2 separate regions of the Mus musculus genome follow, and region 2 is linked to region 1. The links are chromatin loops, found by intact Hi-C in ENCODE. Cell type or tissue: heart. All regions are shown on one strand. Links, peaks and the distances in the headings refer to the core of each region. The heading gives the core; the rest is flanking DNA.

Region 1 (10,988 bases), core at 2,571-7,570:
GCTTGGCCTAAGGCCATTAAGTCCTGTGTCAAATTCCGAATCTGAGGTCTTACAATCCCATCAGGCAAGGATGTAAGCTCTTGCTGCTCTGTTTGGTTTGTGGATGCAGCAGAGGCGATAGCTGTAGCAGTACTGGGAGCTGGTTAGGAATGCTGAAACTCAGGCAGCCTGCTCGCAACCCAGACTCTGAGAGATTCCTCTGCCTAAGGGGCTGCCGAGACTGATTCCTGGACAGACAGCAGGGACATGTTTCTCTGACCACTGATCCACAGTTCAGCTGTCCTACATGCTCCTGGTCCCAGCAGCTCCTCCAGGCCTGAGTGGGGGTGGAGGGTTGGCTGCTGTTCCCTTGTAAGACATCCATGAAAACATGCCAAATTCTCACTCTGCTGAGAGGAAATTTGACATTCCCTTCCCATAATAAGGGCTCTGTTTGTGGATTCAGCCATCAAGGCCACAATACCCTGGGGAATTACCAGTTTCTTACATTTGGACCTTGAAAGCAAAAATATGACTGAACTGGTCTAACCTCTGATACGAAGTGTCTTAGTTAGGGTTTCATTGCTGTGACGAGACACCGTGACCAAGGCAACTCTTATAAAGGCAAACATTTACTTGGAGCTGGCTTACAGGTTCAGAGGTTCAGTCCATTAGCATCAAGGTGGGAACATGGCAGCATCTAGGCAGGCATGGTGCTGGAGGAGCCAAGAGTTCTATGATCGAAAGCAGCAGGGAAAGACTGTGCCACACTGGGTATAGCTTGAGCATAGGAGACCTCAAAGCCCACCCCCAGAGACAACCTTCCTTAGACAAACCACACCTACTCCAACAAGGTCACACCTCCTATAGTACCACTCCCTATGGGCCTAGCATTCAAACACATGAGTCTATGAGGGCCCCTATTCCTAATCAAACAACCACAGGAAGGAATGACTGGGATGGGGTGAGTAAAAGTAACATAGGTGAATGAAGCATCCCCCCCCCATCCCACATAAGTCCTTATCCGTAGGTTAAGTGGGAGTGGTAGACACAGTCTGTAACCACCAGTGTTGCAAAGGTCCTTGTGGCTCAGGAAGGTAGAGCTGGCAGTGAGGTCTGAAAACCAAACAGAAACAATGCAAGATTAGCATTAGAGAAAGACCTGCTGGTAAACAAACTCTCCAACCCTGGAACCACCCTGCTCCCCGTACCACATACACCCCCACTCCTAGCCAAGAGGCCTGCTAGAACTGCCTGGAGCCACAGGAGCAGGAGGTAGAGAGGAAGATGATGATGAAAGACAGGTGATCCATTAAGTTGTGAGTGGAATCACGTGTAACAGAGCATGGCCAAGAAAGCCAGCATTATACAAAGAAGCTCCAAAGGCCCCAATATGTATCATAAAAGACTCATCCTGGTACAGCGTTGGCCATTTGTGCTTCTAAATGTTCTCCTGCTCTTGCTTCTCCCCTCGAAAGTGTCTTTTTCAACTTACATTTTCATCATTTTTAGTTATGCGTAGTAGGTGGATGTGTCCACATGTGGGTGTGGGTGTGGGTGTGTGAGTGCAGATGCCTGAGGAGCCCAGAGGCATCTGATCCCGTGGAGCTAGGGTTACAAGTGATTGTGAGATGCCTGGCATGGGTGCCCAGAACCCAGCTCCAGTCCTCTTAACTGTTGAGTTGAATAAACCATACCTGCTTCTGCTACTATCTATGTGTCTGCATTAGCTTTCTTATCCTCAACACAGAGCCTAGAACCGCTTGAAAGAACCAACCAAACCCTGACCTCCACTGAGTCCACTTGTACCTTCTCTTCAGATATCCCAGTGAAGTCTCTGTGCCCTTTCCCTCCCCTCTTCAGCAAACCAGAGGCTGAAATATGGCTATAAAAGTGGGTCTGGTTACACCCACAGCCCTTGTTGTCCCCCTTACCTTCCAGCTTCATCAGACCCATGGGTCAACAGCTCTAGCATTGTTCACTGATGAAGGTTCACTTGCCCAGAGAGTATTGCTGATATAGGAGAGCCTAGCCCACTCTGGGCAGCACCATTCCCTGCGTAAGTGGTCCTGGTCTATATAAGAAAGTTAGCTAACCGTGAGCCTGTGAGCATGATCAACTTGAGGTTTTATTATGGCAGAGCATTAATTCTATCAGTTACCAAGATATAGATGCAGTCTTTCTTAGTTGTGCCATATTTAACTCCTTGTCTATACAGTGCTCTGGGGTGGTCTCCCAGCTAGAAGCTTCTTGTTAGGAGCCAACTTTACTAGCAATTAAGGCTGTTCATTAGAAGCAAGAATAAATGGAAGGATGACTGTGTCTTTTGTGTGTTACTGGAGGGTAGGGAAACCAGAGGTCACTGTCCTTCCTCTTATCAGTCTAGCTTGGTTATCTCACAGCAAGCTATCAGCCCTCCTAGTCTTCCTCAGTATCTCAGACTGACCTTTGAAGCCTTAATCTTCCTTTTAATCCCAGCCTGTGTTCTCAACGCAATACATAGGAGCAAGTTACAGCCCTCACCATGGGTCCTTTCAATAGCTATAGAAAGAAAGGTATCTCTCGTTAAGAAAGGTTAGTTTGAACCTATTAAGGGGATTCTTGGCTTCAGGCGGTCAGGGAGTCTCCTTGGGTGCTTTTGGCTAGAGCTCAGATACTAAAGCCACATTCTTTTGCTTTTACTTCACAGGCATACACATGCCCAATAGAAGCTAGACCATTATGGAGGGCTAATGCATGGCACGTTTAGCCTGATACCGAGGAAACCAAGCAAAGTTTTGTTGTTGAGAGGCAGAGAGCTGGGAGGGCAAGAAGTCTCAACCCCAGTTCATGCCTTTATTTCTGGATGCCTGGTCTGCAGCATAAGACGTTCTCTGCCTCTTGTTCCCACAGAAGTAGATCCGGAGACAAGGACACAGATGGAATTATTTTGTTTGGGAGGTGATTGACAGAAGCTCCCCAGGGGATGGGGTGGGGGTGAGGTGGATAAAGCACTGTTATTGGGCTCCCAGGGCCGCTGCTGCTTCTCCTGCCCAGCCAGCACCCGGATGACTGCTTCCAGGGGAGATGAGGGACTGTGTATTTGCTAGCCATCTTGAGCTATGTGCCAACATGTTGTAGACATTTTGCTTCCTAAAAACAGCTTCTGTTGGGCAGGAACTCAAGAGCCTGTAGACATTGACTGATCTGGCCTTAAGCTCATCAGGTCCTACTCATGAAAGAGAAAGAAGCCCGCCAGGCCTCTATTTTAGGTGGCTAGGCCTTTGTCTCAGTTCAGGGCAGTGAGGAAAAAGGCAGCCATCTTGAGAGGAGGAAGCTGGTCATCTTAGAAATCTGTCATCTTATTTTCTAGTCATGGCCGTTATCCCTATCTGTCTGACTTTCAGGAAATGTGTCTAACTCACCACACAGAGAGAGAGAGAGAGAGAGAGACAGAGACAGAGACAGAGACAGAGACAGAGACAGAGACAGAGACAGAGAGATGGAGGATAGGACATATTTTATTCGATGGTTAGTTAGTTAGTTAGTTAGATCTATAACTTTCAAATATTTAAAACGTCCAAACGTTTAGACACGTGGTACATGACCCTCCCTGTATACTCTAACCCCAGATCCCACAAATATTAGAGGCTAGCCTATGTTTGCTATCTAGGTGGAGGTGTTCAACTGTTTGCCTGAAGTGAAGCCTGTGTGAAAATGAGCGAAGGATCTAGAATAAAAGAACTAGGATAAAGATTGGCCTTTATCCTGCCTTTTCCTCTCACTTTCTGGTCTCAAATGGACTCCCTGAAGTTCTGTGCCTCATAGTCTAACCCAGACTCTAGATTCCTCATGTAAGGAAACTAGGGCTCAGAAACTGCAAGAGACCTGTTGCTCAAGATGCCAAGTGTTGACATAAAGGAAGTAAGAAAATAGTTTATTCTGAGTCATATGGCCTGGGAACCTTGAATGTCACATTCCACAGTAGAAGAGATGACATGAACTGTATAGTCACAGAAGAATGTAAAGTTGTAAGTCAATAAACTTTCAATTACATTGGTAGGAACATCATGTAGCCTGGCAACTGCACAGCCACAAAGCTGCTCCATAGGTATGTGTCATCTAGAGTGCTTTGTTTTAGGGTAGGTGGAGGTCAAAGGTCTGCTAAGTTCTGTGATATACTGATGAGGGCTTCTCTGAACAAGAACGTTGGGCCAGGAGCCTGTAAAATGGCTCGGCTATTAAGAGTGCTTGCTGCCAAACCTGATAACCTGAGTTGGATTCCCCCCAGACCCATATGGTGGAGGGAGAGAATCCTGTAAGTTGGTTTTTGATTTCCACTCATGCAAGGTGGCACACACACCTACACACACAAATACAAACACTTTTTTTTTAATTTGTAAAGAATTTAGGTCATGGCTGGGAAGATAGCTTACTCAGTAAATCTGAGTTGGATCCCCAGAAACCACATTAAAAAAAAAAAAAAAAACAACCCAACATGGTAACAGAAACAGACAGATCACTAGCCAGCCAAGCCAGCCAAGCCAGCCTACTTAGCAAGCTTCAGACAAGTCTCAAAATAAATCAATTGGATGTCTTCTGAGGAAGGGCACCCAAGGTTGTCTTTTGGATTCCACATGCACTCCACAAGTGCACTGGTGGGCATGAGCCATCCATTCACGTACACACACACACACACACACACACACACACACACACACATGTTGGGTCAGATATAAAAAAATAAAGTAAATGGTTATTAAAGGTTCTAAAATAAGTCAATTTTGACTCTCCTCTTTTCACAAAATTCCACACCAAGTTGTTCTAATCAGACGAAGCTTCTTCAGAAAACTTGAGGTTACAATGCTGAAGGCAGAGCAAGGAATTGGTCGCCTAGGTTATGGTTGGTTTTTGTTGTTTTGCTTTTGTTGTTTTTTTTTTTTTTTTGTTTTCTCTCCTGAGATTCCAGTAAGAAGCCAAAGAGTCACCCTCACTGCCTATGTGAGATCAGGATGAGGCACCCCTAAACTGCCTTAGCTGAAACCATCCTTTTGTTGGAATCCCTGGCTCCTTGTAGGGCTGGGGGAATCGACCTGAATTCACAGCCTTAGCTCTGGACTGCAGCAGGGGACGCTACTTATTCTGCTGACTCTCAGAATGACGTCACCCCAAGGACAGGCCCAGACAAAGTCGGGATGCAGGCTCGTACCGGATTCCGGGTCCTGCGCACAAAGCGTGCCTTGGCGGTCGGTCGTAGAGGGGCAGCTGGCCACGAGTCCCCAGTATGAACGTTTAAGTCCCTATTCCTTCCCACCTCTCTGGATTTCGAAAACTAGTTCAGCTCGCTAGCCCGGGTTAGCAACCACTCGTGACGCACCAGGGGACTTTTTCCCTCTCAAGGTCACGTCCTTGCGAAACCTGGACAGCCACTGCGGGTAACCCGTGCTGCAGCCCCGCCCGCTCCCAAGGTCTGGTGGGGCGGGGCATCCGAGCATGGGCCCCGCCCTCCCAGGCTTGCCCATCAGAGGGCGCTGAAGCTCCAGCGCTGGACCAGTGCCACCGCAACCTATCTTATCGTCCCCGCCAGGAAGCAGGCTCCAGCATGGCGGCGCGGGGGCGGCTGCCTGGCCCGGAAAGGCCCGGGGCACGCCTGAGCCGGAAATCTTAGTCACGCACCTGAAGTCGCTGGAAGGCTAGCTGCCCTGGTCAAAGGACAGCCTGCCAAAAGTCCCTCTGGAGAGGGTCCTTCAGTGACCTACTCACCTGACTGACCCTGGAGTCAGGAGGGTGGATAATAAGCCAGTCTGACACAGCACATAAAGGGTTGGCCCAGGATTTCTTCTGCTGTGCTTCTCAACAGACTCGCTGCCCTAATACTCCAAAATGCACGTTCCAGGAGCTGCATGTGAAATCGCCACTCTCTGTGGCCTCCAAAAATAGAGCTGTAGGCCCATCTGCCTTGCCCAAGGAAAAGACCCAAACTCAATGCAGCAGGGAACTGCCAAGTATCAAATCAATGTCCCAGTCTCAAAGAGGCCTCTGAAACAATGGTTGATGGCGCTGACACATGCTAAGAGGTGAAAGAGGTCCTGGGACAGGTTTCCTAAGCCACCAGCAGCACGGCCAGACAACAGTTGAAATCAGTAGTTATGGACCTAAGGAGCTAGAGGCTTTAGAATAAAATGTTAGGGGGAAGAAAGGAATTGTTCTGATCTGTGATCAGAAGGACTAGGATAAGAGGAATTGGGCAGAGTCCCAGGAGTGAAGGGTTAGTCAGTCCATAGCAGAATTGCTGCATTTTGGCAAGTCCGTTCTGAAAGCTGAAAGTGAGGTGACCTTCAATGGGTAGTCTTCGGCACACAGGGCAACAATGCAGTGCAGCAGATTTGTCCTTTTCTTTGTTGATTTAGCTGGAAGCTGTCAGTTAAAATAATCTCATCTGATCTCTTCCTCCATTCTCTGGCCTGTAACTTAATTTAGAGAGTTTCAGAATTCTCTTATCACAGGTATTCAAGGCAGGCAAAAGATCCCGGAACATCTGATTTCAGAAGACAAGCCATCGAAGATACCTGAGTCTGTGCAATGTTGAGCCACCAGGCAACTGAGTCTCTGCTGATGACCTGTCAGAAAAACAAATGCTGGGAGAGGCTTGGGCCTCCCTGCTGCTCTCAGATAGGCACCTTTTGCCACTTAGAAAATTAGTGTTTGACAGACATACACGAGGCTAGAGCTTGAAGCTGACCAGCAAAGAAAAGATACAAAGGCTTCCACTTTCCACCTGTCAAAGGAATGGATCTAGGGACAAAGAAGTCTGTCGGGCCTGAGATGGGATGGGATCTTCCACCCCACAAAACCCCTGAGGCGTCTATTTGAAAAAATGGGTGAGCTTTAAAACATTTTCCTCACCTGGACTTGAATTTAAAATCCTGTTAGGTTTGAGAGTCGCCTTTCCTGGATACATGTGGCTACCGTTCCTCGTGAAAGAACCCTCTCCTTACAGCAAATGGAGGCTACCACAGAAAACCACAACTGGAGCAATAGATTCTAGGGAGCTCAGGCCCAATGGATACACCTACACCACCACTCCTGCATCTATGACTCAGGGAGCATCGATGAAGAGAAGGAAGTCTGCTGTGAAATGGTCTCTCCTACAAATGACTGCATAAACAAACCAGAACAAAGGTAATATCACAGACATGTTCTCAGGGAAGGGGAAATCCACCAGGCCCCATCCTTAGGCAAAGAGCTACCTACAGGCAACTAATGGCTTTGGGAAAGATGACTAGCCTCTCCCAGTAATGAGCATCCTTAATTGGTTGTCTAATGCAGAATGGTCAGCCTTGAACACACATACACACACACACACACACACACACACATCACCAACAAAAATGGACTGAGCAGGTTGGATATGTGTGTGTGTGTGTGTGTGCACACGCGCGTGCATATTTCATACTCACATGCACACAAATATGTATGTAACAATAAATAAAATATGCTATCTACTTAGGAGTATACGAGGACATAGGAGGGCATCAGGGAAGGGTAGCTGGAAAGTGCTAGAGGGAGGAAAGTGGTATGATTCTATTTCAATTATAAACATAGTTTGAAGTAAAATTAAAATATATATAACATTATAGAGAGTATATCATTGGTGGTACGACTAACAATGCATAACTAAAAGCCCGCACACAAGAGGCTGAAGCAGAAGAACTGTATTTGAAGCCACCCTGGATTATATGTGACTCTCTTCCCTTCTCTTCTCTTCTCTTTTCTTCTCTTGTCTTCTCTTGTCTTCTCTTGTCTCCTCTTCTCTCCTCTCCTCTCCTCTCCTCTCCTCTCCTCTCCTCTCCTCTCCTCTCCTCCCTGCTCCTCTCCCCTCCCCTCCCTTCCCTTCCCCGCTCCTCTCCTTAACCCTCCCCTCCCCTCCCCTCCCTTCTCTTCTCTTCTCTTCTCTTCTCTTCTCTTCTCTTCTCTTCTCTTCTCTTCTCTCTCTGTTATACACATTCATACATGCATGTACATTGTTATAAATATACATTATATATAAATGATTTTATGTTTCTAAAACGTGGAATGAAAAACAAAGATATATTGGGACAAAGAAGATGGCTGTGGAGAGAGGTAAAAGCAAAGCATGAGGCCCTGAGATCAAACCCTCAGCACCAACATTAAAAAAAAACAAACAAAAAAAAAAACCCCAGATACAGCTGCACATGACTGTAACCACAGCATTGAAACACAAGTGGATCCTGGGAGCTGCTTGCCCAGCCCACTTACCTGAACCCGCAGGTTTCCTGTTCAGTAAGAGATCTTTCCTAAGCAAAGCAACAAGGCTGAGAGCAATAGAGAAAAACATCAAACATCCTGCTCTGACCATTACTTCTGTGCACCAAGCATGTACTACACACAGACAACACACACAAATAAAAGAAATAAAAACTCTGTTACAGGGAACATAGACAATCTGGGGACCAGGGTCCCCTTATCTTAGGAAAGAATCGATTAGCATGCCTCATTTACATTTACATGTGTTCTAGGCATTGTCCTATGACTTTTTATAAATTGTAAAATGGCCAAAGGCTCACTCGGGAGGAATTTAGACTTCTCCACCTCCCCATTTGGCCAATTTGTAAATAAATCATCTTTCTTTTACCAATGTCTGTAGCCAGGCTTTTGGCCACTTTGTGGGTTCTTTTTTCTTCCACCCTTATTTCATCCTTTCAACCCCCCAACATTAGGTAGGAGTGAAAAAAGGATAGGAGGGAAAGGGGGCCATTATCAGTAGACTGCTTCCTGCTCACTGGGGTCAACAAGTTCCTTGGGGAAAGTTTGTTTGTCATCACCAGGATAGCTAATTCCTTCTCATTTTTTTTTGTTCATGATCACTTGAAAAACCACAATATACAACACCCAACAGCATCCAACCACCAACCACCCAGTCACACTATTGAGGCTCTAGCATATATACATCCTCTGAAAAGTCCCCAGAATTCCAAATGTGACACTCTCACAGAAACTATCCTCAGCTGGCAAAAACCTCACTCTTGCTTAGAGCATGAGGCAAATCATAGTCAACTGCTATGAAGCAGCCCCATATCCCACACCTGGAAAACATGGTCTCACAATATTTCTGTGTTTTTTAAAGAAACCAGAATTCTCACTACAAATGTCTGGGTCCTAGTTTATGTAGCCAGTAATGTAAGTTCTATCTCCTGGACCTACATTATGAAAGAAGATAACTCCTGCCATTGTTCTCTGGTCTCCAGAGTACACCCACACACATACACAATCAAATAAAAATGTTTAAATGTGTAAGTAAAGGAAATAGAAACAAAAGCATCAGGTTCATGAATGTGATGCTAACAGTGGCATCATCAAGAAGAATGACTGTACCAGGTGAGTAGTGGCTCACACAAGTAAACCCAGTGCTCCAGAGATTGAGGCTGGAAGATTATAATAGCTGTGGTCTGAGATCCCAGGATGCTTGTCCTAGACAAGGAGAAAGGAAGTCTGGAGAGAGAGAGAGAGAGAGAGAGAGAGAGAGAGAGAGAGAGAGAGAGAGAGAGGAAGAAGAAGAAGAAGAAGAAGAAGAAGAAGAAGAAGAAGAAGGAGGAGGAGGAGGAGGAGGAGGAGGAGGAGGAGGAGGAGGAGGAGGAGGAGGGGGGGGAGGGGGGGAGGGGAAGGGAGGGGAGACAGACAGACTCAATCAGTAGGTATGTTAGAAAGAAAGCCAGTGGGAAATTCCTAAAGTAGACAGGTTACCAAAGAGGAACATGCAAGGAGGGTGTCTTTTAAACACTTACAAAACAGAAAACATCAGTCAGGTAAAGAACAGCTTGTCTCCTCTAGGCACACAAGTGAAGCAAGCCATCCTACTGGTTCAGAGGGTTCAGACTATTGAGTGGTAAGATTGACCCATCCCGGTATGGTTCAGGACTTAGGCTCACAGGGATGTCTCTTTGGGGTTGGTTGAGTCCCATTATGGAAAGATCTAGCAATAGGAAAGATTAGTGAGTTGGGTTTAGAGGGTGTCAGTCATACTGACCAAGAGCCAATAACCACAGCAAAAGTGAAAGAGAAATCCTGCTCCTCTCATGGTTACAGGGGCCTGTGCATAAGTGACCCGTCCAGCAGGTCCAGTTATTCGAGGGTCTCGAGGGGACCTTCTCCTAAGAACCAAATGGGGGGAGGGAGAGACAGATACCAAGTGCAAGAACACACAGAAGCAGTCTGAGTAGCATCAAGGTGTCACTGTATTCAGCAAGGCTCAAGGCTTAAATGCACAAGCAAAAGGGGAAGTACTTCTCAGCAGGAGGAATGGGGCAGCAGAAATGCACAAGCAAAAGAGGAAGTACTTCTCAGCAGGAGGGATGGGGCAGCGGAAATTTTTCTTTTGGCAACTACATGGGGAAGCAGGAACTTGGTAGTATCAGGGTACATCTTGTGGTCAGGACATCTGGCGCGCTGACTTAGGGCTGGAACATTCTGTGGTTGTTCTCGAAACGGTGCTTTTGATCCCCTTTTCTTCTCGGGGGGCGGGGGGAGAGGCCCAATTCGGAGATCAAGAAAATAGAGTTGTCTTAATAGCTCCCAACACGTAAGGAAGCCACAGATTAGGGTAGCCATGGAAAGGAAGCCTCTGGTGTAGTAACCCAGCTTGAGCAAGTATTGCACCTCATCAGTTCTCCTTTGATGTTCTCTACAACCTGGGATTGTCACTTGTTTGGGTTGAACTATGACAGAAAGCTACCTGTCTGTTTCTTGATGGCATTCAGTAGAAGATAATGCAGGTGTAGTATGTTTCTCTCCTTATAAGTCATAGCATGGGCATGGAGCACTAAAATGGCATAATTAGAATTAGTGTAAAGGGGGGCCCATGTTTTGACATCTCTTGGGCTCTGGTTGGGGCTATGAAGTCAGTTACCTGAGTACTGGTTCCTGGGGAGGGGGCTTTACTTTTTAGGGTGTCATAAAAGTTTACTATATCATACATGACTCTGTGGATTTCATGTTTATGAAGCCACTGC
Region 2 (10,988 bases), core at 3,468-8,467, 160 kb before region 1:
CAAGTGGTTAAGAGAGGGGAGGGAGAGGGAGAGGGAGAGGGAGAGGGAGAGGGAGAGGGAGAGGGAGAGGGAGAGGAGAGGAGAGGAAGAAAATTAGTAGCAAACACAAGGGGTTTAGTGAAGTCTTTCACATTCTACTGATGTTCTTGACATTAAAAAGCCACCACTGTTATCTGTCACCACTGAGCAAATTTTTGAACTCAAAGTACACATCTTCCTGAAGAAAAAGCATAAATTTCTTCATAGTGGGGGCATGCTTCAATTCATATTAATGGAGACCACATTGATGGAGAGAGCCTCTTTAGGATGGCTGGGCCTGACTGTGGAGGTTTCGATTATTCCTCACAAGGAGGCCCCCCACAATGAGTCACTCTGCCTGAGTAGGAAGTCGTAGGAGGTGCGTGTCAAAGTACCATCTGAACTTTTCAGCAGGTACCAAATGGGTTCTGGTAGCTGTACTTCAAATGGTACCCTGAGATATTCGCCCTGCTTTTTTTTACTCCTCGTAGCTCCTGCCCTGTCCATCAAAACAATGTTTATTTTCCTGGGACCCTGCCTTACAGAAGCTGCCAATGAAGTGGGAAGTTCAGTTCCCAATACTATAAAATCAATTTTGCTGCTTGAAGAAACAAAATCAGACAATCAAAAAAATTTTTTCTCTCATCAGGTCCTTATAGCCAATGCTGAGTTCTCATTGTACATTTTGAGTGAAGGTATTTTCCCTGCTAGAATCCTGAGCTTAATCTCTTCCTTTCAGAAGTGTGAGAGAGACAGCTCTATCAGGGTCCTTTCAGCAAAATCTTGCAGGCATATGCAATAGTGTCTGAGTTTGGTGGCTAATTATGGGATGGATCCCTGGGTGGGGCAGTCTCTGGATGGTCCATCCTTTCATCTCAGCTCCAAACTTTGTCTCTGTAACTCCTTCCATGGGTGTTTTGTTCCCCATTCTAAGCTGTCTCATGTGAGGCTATGCCAGTGCATGGCAAATACAGAAGTGGATGCTCACAATCAGCTATTGGATGGAACACAGGGCCCCCAATGGAGGAGCTAGAGAAAGTACCCAAGGAGCTGAAGAGGTCTGCAACCCTATAGGTGGAACAACAATATGAACAAACCAGTACCCCCAGAGCTCATGTCTCTAGCTGCATATGTATCAGAAGATGGCCTAGACGGCCATCATTGTAAAGAGAGGCCCCTTGGTCTTGCAAACTTTATATGCCTCAGTACAGGGGAACACCAGGGCCAAGAAGTGGGAGTGAGTGGGTAGGGGAGCAGGGCGGGGGAGGGTATAAGGGACTTTTGGGATAGCATTTGAAAGTAAATGAAGAAAATATCTAATAAAAAAATAGAAAAAAAAAAAAGAAGTGGGAGAGAACACAGAGTGACCTGCAGTAGAGGCGCACCTGTAATCCAAATTGAGGAGCTAACTAGCCTCTCCACCCCTGCTGAATTTGATAACCATCAACAGGCCTTGGCAGCATGTTCTCTATAGATGGGTTAAACGGTCTCTTAGGTTCTTTTTAAACACAGGACCACAGTGAGATAAAGTATTTTACAATCTCCAAAGTAAAAATAATCTTGGATTGAGCATAAGAGTCATGCAGATGGTCAAAAAACAGAGGAAGGAAGGGCAGGGCTGGGCCTGCAGAATGTAGACGAGCTGCCAAGTTGGTTAGGCAGTGGCCTGTCCCAAAGTCCTTTCCCGGCACAGTTGAAGCCTTTTATTCCTCCACAGAGGAAAAGACTACCTCAAGGCTACTCAGTGAAAGATGGTTATAGTGTACATGCAGCTCCAACCACATTCCTCCTAGAAAACTGGTTTTTGTAAGAGAGGGAGGAAAATATGAAAACGCTTTAAAGAACATGAGAGTCAAAGAGGATTGCGTGGGCGGGAGTTCCTGATTTTGCTTTAGTGTATGCTCTCATTCCCTTCAAATGTTTACATTAGGAATAAGCTAAGTATTCCCATTCCAGTAGCCACTGAGAATTGCTGATTGACCTAGGAACTTGGCAGTTAAAAGTCATCTTTTTGCCATCAAACTGTTGTTCACTTATGCATGCCCTCTTCCTGCCCCTGCCTCTCCTTAGGACAGGTACAGACTGGCCAACTCACTCTTCCCCTTCCTCTGCTCTAAATAGGAACATATAAAATTCTTCAAGGAGCAAGAAATAGAAGACCTACTATATAACATACAGAATTCAAAAAAGAGGACCAGAGTCCTGTTCTAGGCCCAGTCTTTTCTGACCCAGTGATCAGATAAACTATTTTTGCTTTCTATGAATTCCTTTCAGAAAGGGAAAAGAAGTACTAGAACATTGATATTGGTAAATTTTTTATCCAGACTGATACTGCTTTTTTTAATTTTCAGATTTCACAAAATCAGTTTTCCATAATGTTGCTGTTTTAAATACAGGCCGCGTTGGAACACCTCACTTTATGGCCCCAGAAGTGGTCAAGAGAGAGCCTTACGGAAAGCCTGTGGATGTCTGGGGCTGTGGTGTGATCCTTTTCATCCTGCTCAGTGGCTGTTTGCCTTTCTACGGAACCAAGGAAAGATTGTTTGAAGGCATTATTAAAGGAAAATATAAGGTAATAGACTATGGCCATTTTATTTTCCATACAAATTAAATGATCCTGAGAAAGGTACTTGTCTTGAAGTTGTTGTCTGTCTTTGCTCATTAACTTACTACTGCCTGAATTCCTACCCCGCCAGAGCAAAGGTCTGTGTTGCCATCAGGACCCAGTAGCCTTGTGAAGCACAGTGGGGTCTTGGGAAGTTTGAGTCACCATGAGCTCAACTCAATGAGCAGCAGACTTCTGTGGGCCTTTTTTGTATAGTTTAAAGCCCTTCATTTTTAAAGCTTTTTTCTTAATTCATAACACTCAAATGGAAATTTCACTCAGGTACTTTTTCAGTCATTTCTTATCTTAATTTTAAGTTTCCACCATCATAGCCAAAAAAGTCTTTATATTGCAGAGTGAACTGACATGTGAGCTTTACAACATGTTTCATAATAACAGTTCACAGGTACTTTCTTTAAAGAATTCTTTTTTTATTAGTTTTGTGTATATGTCTGCATGTAGGTAGGTACATGTGAATGCAAGAGTCTGCAGGAGATGTTGGGGACCCTGGAGCTAGAGTACAGGCAGTAGTGATCCCACCCAACACGGATAATAGGAAGCAAACTCGAGTTCTACGGAAGAGCTAAGCCACCTCTTCAGTCCCATCTTAGGGACATTTTGATATGACTTACACATTCATATTCCTTAGCTACTATGCATCAAAAGCCTGAAATATTATCACTGTCTTGTAATTACTAGATTACTGCTTTCATTATTAAAAATCAATGCTGTGACTGACATTATGGAGAGTTATATCAAAAAAGCCCTAAGGACTCTCAGAAATAAATAAGCTGAAGGTCCATTCACAGTCCCAACCCATCTTACTCTAACTATGTATCAATACATATATCTGGTAAGGTCTAGAGCTGTGATAGTGTGTATCTGGTGGCACTTAATGCTGGGGAACCCCCCCCCCATTATTACTGAAGCTCATACTTTCTATACAACTGAATCATTGCTTCATTTTTGGCCATGCCTGATAATGTAAGACCAAATATAAATTTATATAACACTAGACTCCCAAACTGTGAAGCTGCTAACATTTCTTTTCTATTTGTCAGTAATGTTATAATTTTTAAGATTTATTTTATTTTTAACTATGTTTGTGTTTGCATGTGGGTATAGGCACCAGAGAGAATAGTTGCCAGTGGAGGCCAGAGACATCAGATCTCCCTGGCGCTGGAGTTACATTACAGGTAGTTGTTAGACAAGTCATGTGAAAGCTGGCAGTTAAGCACAGGATCTCTGCAGCACCAGTATTCACTCTTAACAGTTGAGCCCTCTTTCCAGCCCATCATATGGAAAGGTAGTTTCAGAGTTACAGCCTTATCCTTTTAAACTATAAATAAGCACATGGAGGTGAAAATGGCAAATACTTTAGTTTACCTTGTGCACTGTCCACTCATGAGAGCAAACGGTATCTTTCTGAAACAGAAGTTGTAAGTATATGCTTTTCTACTTGTCTTAGAGTCAGTTGACCAGAAAATAAAAGTAATACTTTTAAAGTATTGCTTATTAAGCAATGGTCCCCCTCCTATCCTGGGAGATTGTGAATGTTACCAGTAATACAAAGACTGGGCTTTCTGGTCAAATATTACCAAATCAAATGAAATTACACATGCTAATGTATTGGAAGAAACTCAGTTGAAAATGAAGGGCCAGGCATGGTGGTGCATGCCTTTAACCACAGCACTTGGGAAGCTGAGGCAGGAGAATCTTTATGAGTTTAAGGCTAATCTGGGCCACATAGCAAGCTCCAGACCAACCAAAGCTACACAGTGAGGCTCTGTTTCAAAAATACCATAAGGAAGGAAACAACAAAGTCAAGCACAGGTTACTAAGCATAGCAGCAGACAGTACTTCATCTGCAGCAGGACCTGAACTTTAGCTGAGCACTTTAGTCAGTCTTCTCAGCAGCTGATGGCGTACTTACCACATGATAAAAATCTCCCACCTGCCTTTTTGAGTTATAAGCATTTGCTAACAATAGAATTCTTCCTTTGTGTTTGTTCATTTGCTTACTTCCTGGTTTCCAAGGCAATGTGCTTCGTTCCAACAGCGTCTGGTATTTGATTTTGTCTATTTTTAAAGCATTGAATACTTATTTTTTATGCCTTGGTAAGTAATTTCGACTGCTTGTACTGTCTAAAAATTAAGTTATTTTAAAATTTCCTATTCTTAGCAAATAATGGCAATATTATTAGGAAGCGATAAGGTAGCAGCCATACCATGATTTCTGTACCAAGGGTTTGCAGCCTTGCATCTTAGAATTTATTTCCCATTTTATTTAGCTTTTCTCTCTTCTTGCTTGTCTTCATGGTTTCCTTTACAAAAGGCCCAGGTCTTCAGCAGCAGTTTAAAGCATGGAGTCCACTTCTGCCACTTCTATGAACTTCATGGGCCTTGACTTTCTGTTCTTTTCTTTTTCTTCTTTCTTCTTTCTTTCTTTTTTTTTTTTTTTTGATATAGTGTGATATGATTCTATCAGTATGCATTGATGCTTCTTTATCATGGAAATGATCAAACACACAGGATAGTGGAAAGCTCTCAGCTTCAATACTTAATATATTACCAATCTTGTTATGCATTTCACGCACTTTTATGCTATTCTAAAACATCTCAAAAAAATCATTTCAACACCATGATGGTACTTACCAAAAGAAGCAGTAAAATCCTGATCTTGGACATTTGTAAGAAAAGCTCAATGAAATCACATGAGGCCCAGGACAGGGAAGAAGGGTGTTTTAGTTAGGTTTCTACTGCTGTGAACACCATGGCCAATAGCAAGTTGTGAGGGAAAGGGTTTATTTGGCTTATAGGTTACAGTCCATAATTGGGGAAAGCCAAGACAGGAACTTAGAGGCAGGGAATGAAGCAGAGGCCATGGAGGAATGTTGCTTATGGGCTTGTGCTTTGCCAGTCTGATTTTTTTAATACAACCCAGGACTACCAGATGTAGCCCTCCCCTCCCACATCAATCATTAATCAAGAAAATCCCACAGACCTACCTACAGGCCAATCAGATGGAGGCATTTTTTCAACTGAGCTTTCCTCCTGAATAACTCTAGCTTGTGACAAGTTGGGGGTTGGGGGACAAGGAAGCATACTATCTAGGCAGTGGCTAATCAGTCACCACCATGCATTTCAGACATTGCAACACATGTACCAAAGATGAGCATCTAAAGGTCCATTGACCACAATTCCAATAGAATGACAATATTTAAGCAGTCTTGTGCCAGTTACCGCATGAGATTCAACAACTGAAAGTGGTTGCTTTAGTAATTTTGCCTCTAAGAAAAGGAAACTAGAACATTGTCCAACTGTAAGAGCTCTCCCTAGCATACAGATGCTTTGCCCTCCCCATCTGTAAGTTCAAAGCCTCACCTGAGCCAAAGCTTGGTGTCTGTTGCTAGCCCTTGGCCAAACTGGAATGATTCCTTTATGCTGTGATGCAAGTACTGTGATTTCATTTGGCTTTAAATTATTATATTTATTCTCCATCATTTTCTCTTAAGAGGTGGCATTGATCTCTAAATGGTTAAGGTCAGCACACTGAGCCAGAGATGTAGTTCCTTGGCAGAGCACTTGGACCAGGGTTCTGTCTCCAACACTGACAAACAATAGCAACAGTTACAAAAGCTGGATACTATAAGAAGCCCCTGGTACCAGGCAACTCCCATATGGTCATTCAGTCAGGCAACTTCCCCTTTTGCCACTACCTTCAGTTCCCACTTCCCTTCCCAGCTCCAAGCTCTGAGCAATTTCCTTGAGTGTTTTTCTCATTTCTGGCCTTAGACATGTCCTCTTTCCCAGGAGCCTTCCAATTTTTCCCTCAAAGATACACATCCATTATCAATAGACTTGAAAAACGTGTAATTCTTTTTGTTTACTTTCACTCAGTTTTACCACATGAATTAGTTGTCTCGTCTCTAAAAGAAAGGACTTCACTGAGTAGTGTACAAGTGGAATTGGCTATTTTACAGAGATATGATGATAATATATTTTTTCTTATATATTGAATACCCCAGTCAGAATATCCAATTAATGATTTTTTTATAGCTTCACAATTAATGTTGCCCCCAGTTTTGTTTTAGAGCTTGTGTGACTGTTTCTTTCTTCCCTTTAGGAATTTTTCCCCAGTCTAGGCTGACCTCAAACTCATTATTCCCTTGCCTTAGTATCTCAGTTGCTAAGATTAAACTGGTGCATACCACACTCAACACCTGGTCCTAACGTTGGAAGACACTGGTTTTCAAATCTTTAGCTGGGTGTGATGGTACAGACCTGTAATCCCAGCACTTAAGAGGCTAAGGTAGAAGCAACTGGAGGTTCAAGGTCAACCTGGACTACACTGTGAGTTCTAGTCTATCCTGGGCTTAAGGAAACCTTGACTCCAAAAAGGAACTTTCTTTAAGTTTTTTCACTTCAAATTTATTTCAGTGGACCAGTATATTCTAGCCTTTTTAGCTAAAAATCAAAAACTAGAAACCAGCGTCATGAGCAGACCTTTCAAATATTGAAAATATTATAATATAGCAGCACCAATACAATAATTGCTGATATAAATAATGAGGAACAAAACCACAAAGCACTGCATGTCTTCTTCCTTGGGAAGCAGGTCTTTTTTTTTCAAGACATATAAAGATGTATTTATATTATGTATGTGAGTACCCTGTCAATGTCTTCAGCCACACCAGAAAGGGCACCTGATCTCATTAGAGATAGTTGTGAGCCACCATGTGGTTGCTGGGAATTGAACTCAGGACCTCTGGAAGAACAGTCAAGTGCTCTTAACCTCTGAGCCATCTCTCCGGGCCCTTTAACAGATATACTAAGTCATGAAAAGTGAGAGAAGTTGAATTGACTTAAAATTCATTTTTCTCATGATCCTCATTAATAACTTATTTAGCTCTGAGGTTAAGAAGTAGAATATGAATTACTCCTCAAAGATATAATATAATTTCCATAGCTATATCACAACTGTTAAATACATAATCAATGTTTCTTATAGTTGTTACACTTATTTTGAAAGATGTGTCGCAAACCTGGCAAAGGCTCAGGCAAAATCCCTATTTGTTGTTGTTGTTATTTTGCTTGCCTGTGCTCTCTTATTTCACCTGTTGTAACTTTAAGAAGTTATGATTTTGATTCAATGTGTATATTTTACATGTTTTCTCAATGTGTCTCTTGATAGTCTTGTTCTAATATTCTTGCAAATTTGTGTACTTTTTTCTTTTTTTTATATTACTGGGTATTTATTTCATTTACATTTCCAATGCTATCCCAAAATTCCCCTACACCCTCCCACACCCACTCCCCCACCCACCCACTCCCACTTCTTGGCCCTGGCATTCCCCAGTACTGAGGCATATAAAGTTTGCAATACCAATAGGCCTCTCTTCCCAATGATGGCCAATTAGGCCATCTTCTGATACATATGCAGCTAGAGACACGATCTCCGGGGGGGCACTGGTTAGTTCATATTGTTGTTCCACCTATAGGGTTGCAGATCCCCCCAGCTCCCTGGGTACTTCCTCCAGCTCCTCCATTGGGGGCCCTGTGATCCATCCAATAGCTGACTGTGAGCATCCACTTCTGTGTTTGCTAGGCCCCGGCATAGTCTCACAAGAGACAGCTATATCAGGGTCCTTTCAGCAAAATCTTGCTAGTGTATGCAATGGTGTCAGCGTTTGGAGGCTTATTATGGGATGGATCTCCAGGTATAGCAGCCTCTACATGGTCCATCCTTTCTTCTCAGCTCCAAACTCTGTCTCTGTAGCTCCTTCCATGGGTGCCTTGCTCCCAATTCCAAGAAGGAGCAAAGTATCCACACCTTGGTCTTCGTTCTTCCCGAGCTTCATGTGTTTCACAAATTGTATCTTAAATCTTGGGTATTCTAAGTTTCTGGGGAAGCAGGTCTTTTAATCTCTGTTATTTGCCCTGAGAATGTTACACCGAAAGAGTATAATAGTAAGTGTTGACTTCTTGAAGATAACTGTGTAGCTTTCCTTGTTTCCTCCTCAGATGAATCCAAGGCAGTGGAGCCATATCTCTGAAAGTGCCAAAGACCTAGTACGCCGCATGCTGATGCTGGATCCTGCTGAAAGGATCACTGTTTATGAAGCACTGAATCACCCATGGCTTAAGGTACCGTTGCTCCCAGGTCACCATCCACACTGCCCTTAAAGAATTCTACAACATGGACCTTTTCACCATTACTTGTTCCTCAGCCTTACCATCAGCTTTGTCCATTATGTTTGCTCTCTTGCACCTTGTCCAAGACATGTTTGATATTTAGCTATTGGACTGGGCACAAAATCAAATTAAAACAGGCTATTGTCCAGCAAAGATGAAAAGGAACATCTAAAGTAACCATTTCATCTTACATTATCTTTACATTGCATATGACTGTATACTCTGTAGGATTTCACTGGTTTTCAGTAGGTGTAGATTTACAGTTTTAGAGGAGAGACACATGTAGAAGTTGGTTTTGTATCCCATTTTTCTGGATTAAGGAAAATCAAATCTTAAGACATCAGAAAGTAGTATTGTTTCATTAAAGCATTGTGCCATAATTCCAGGAAATTCTTGCTTCATAAGGAAGAATACATCCTCAGAGATGTTCAGAATTTTGCCATAAGTCACAAAAGTTTTTACTGTTAGAGCCAAGATTTTATTTAGTTCAGCCTACCATACCCATTATTTATGCTATATATCCTGTCCCTCTCACTAACTTGATGACATTGCTCCAGCTACTTCCCTCTTTCCTACATTATCAGTTTTCTGGATCTTTTGGAGTTAATGTGTTGTGATTGTTTTTATTGCTTACATACACATGCATGCATAAACATTTGCCTTCTCTTGATCCTACAAATTCCTCCAGCTTCTGCCCCTACTCCTTGGTTCTCTCAATTACAAAACTTAAAAGAATTATCTGTACCCATTTCTCCAATCTTTCCTATCCCTTTCTCTTAAGCTCATTCATACTAGTCGGGATCTACCAACCCCACTAAAACAATTCGTATTGGCTATGGGTATGCTTCAGTAGAGTACTTGCCTGACATGTGCAAGGCCCTGAGTTTCAACCCAGAACCGCCAAAGCTCAAAAGAAAGCCAACTCTTGTCTAGTCACTATTGACCTTCACATCACTAAGTCTACTGCTCAAATTCCAGAGCTACAGCTGCTTAATCTGTTGACAACATTTGACATCCATCTCGTGAAACTTTCTCCCCTTGACTGCCCTCTGTTTCTCTTCTACTAGTCTGACTGCTCCTCCTCCAGTCTTGCAGATTTTCCATCACCTCCTTATATGACATCACATGGATGTGCCACTGACTGACCTCCATCCCAGCTCTACATCTCTTTCTCCATCTCACTCTATATGTGGGAGGCCTCATTAAGTTTGACTGTGTTTAAGTATCTGTACATGATGAGTCCTGAATCCAGGCCTCTCACCTGAAGTATTCTTCCTTAACCTACTGTCTAACTGGGTTTCCTGGTACCTTGCTGATTTAACCATTTCCTAGTCTCCTGTGACTCAGTTTCTGTCATTCTGGCCTCCTTGCTGATCCTCAGACCACAGTGTTGCCTCAACATTCCTGTAGTAATCATGCTGTCTCTCTAGAATATCCTTTTTCTAGGTCACTTTGGGGATTTCCCTCACATCAAATCAATATTTAGATACCAGCTTCTTCTGGTGACTATTATATCATGATGCTTCCTCAGAGGTTATGTAAGGCACTAAGATATGTAAAAATATCGATCAAAAATGTATCTTGGTGACTACGATGTGGAATGATATTATAGAGCAATTTTGACATTTCAGTGAATCTTGATCCTTCTTGGGCTGAAGGGGTCCAATGATAAAGCACCCATAAATCCTAGCATGCATAAATCCCTAAGTATGGTCCCCAGTAACATTTAAAAGAATATTACTTTTGAAATCTTCATTCAGCCTTTTGATATCTTACTACTAGTATTTCTGGTTTTCCTAGCAAAGAATAGATTATTCAGTACTTTCTTTCTTTTAGTAAGTTTTAGTATGTTTTTCTCCCTGATATGAAATGAAAATCTTAGAAGATTCCTATTCCTTCCTTGCTTCTCTCAGCTTTTTCTAATAAGGGTCTTTTGTCATTTAGAAGTTACTTTAAATGCCAAATAAGGACACTAGCAGCTGTTTAAGTCATTTTTAAGATCCTTTATAAAAAGTCTTAGCATTATACAGTTGCAGTGGCTTACATTATCAAAGCTTATCTTGTGTAATAACGTACTTCTTCCTGGAAATTCTTGTTTCTACCGATGATTATAGATAGTTCTCACCCTAAGTAGTCTGAGCTGTATACAGAATAGATTTCTGGCACCAAA

Evidence for each region. A loop is a pair of places that touch in the nucleus more often than their neighbours do. Peaks named below come from ENCODE experiments on the same cell type or tissue, not always from the same donor. Only the 100,000 strongest peaks of a DNase experiment are listed, where the experiment ranks them.
Region 2: a loop joins it to region 1, with 3 times the contacts of the local background. A loop is called at or near these places in 5 of 42 quality-filtered maps.

What each region holds. Positions count from the first base shown.
Region 1 is chrX:13,456,217-13,467,204 of GRCm38, reverse strand. Nyx (nyctalopin) reads right to left here and starts at 6,115. Exons shown (of 4, transcript NM_173415.5): 1 at 5,722-6,115; 2 at 1-1,095. In heart, for the core only: a CTCF peak has its summit at 5,482 (motif pointing right); a DNase peak (open chromatin) is centred at 5,414; H3K4me3 peaks cover 1,028 bases; H3K27ac peaks cover 1,764 bases; H3K27me3 peaks cover 1,484 bases.
Region 2 is chrX:13,612,252-13,623,239 of GRCm38, reverse strand. Cask (calcium/calmodulin-dependent serine protein kinase (MAGUK family)) reads left to right here. Exons shown (of 27, transcript NM_001284503.1): 7 at 2,415-2,590; 8 at 8,648-8,770. It also overlaps a transcript of Gpr34 not described here. Among named protein-coding and RNA genes, the nearest start is that of Gpr34, 15 kb to the left of the region's middle. In heart, for the core only: no CTCF peak of the experiment used is centred there; no DNase peak of the experiment used is centred there.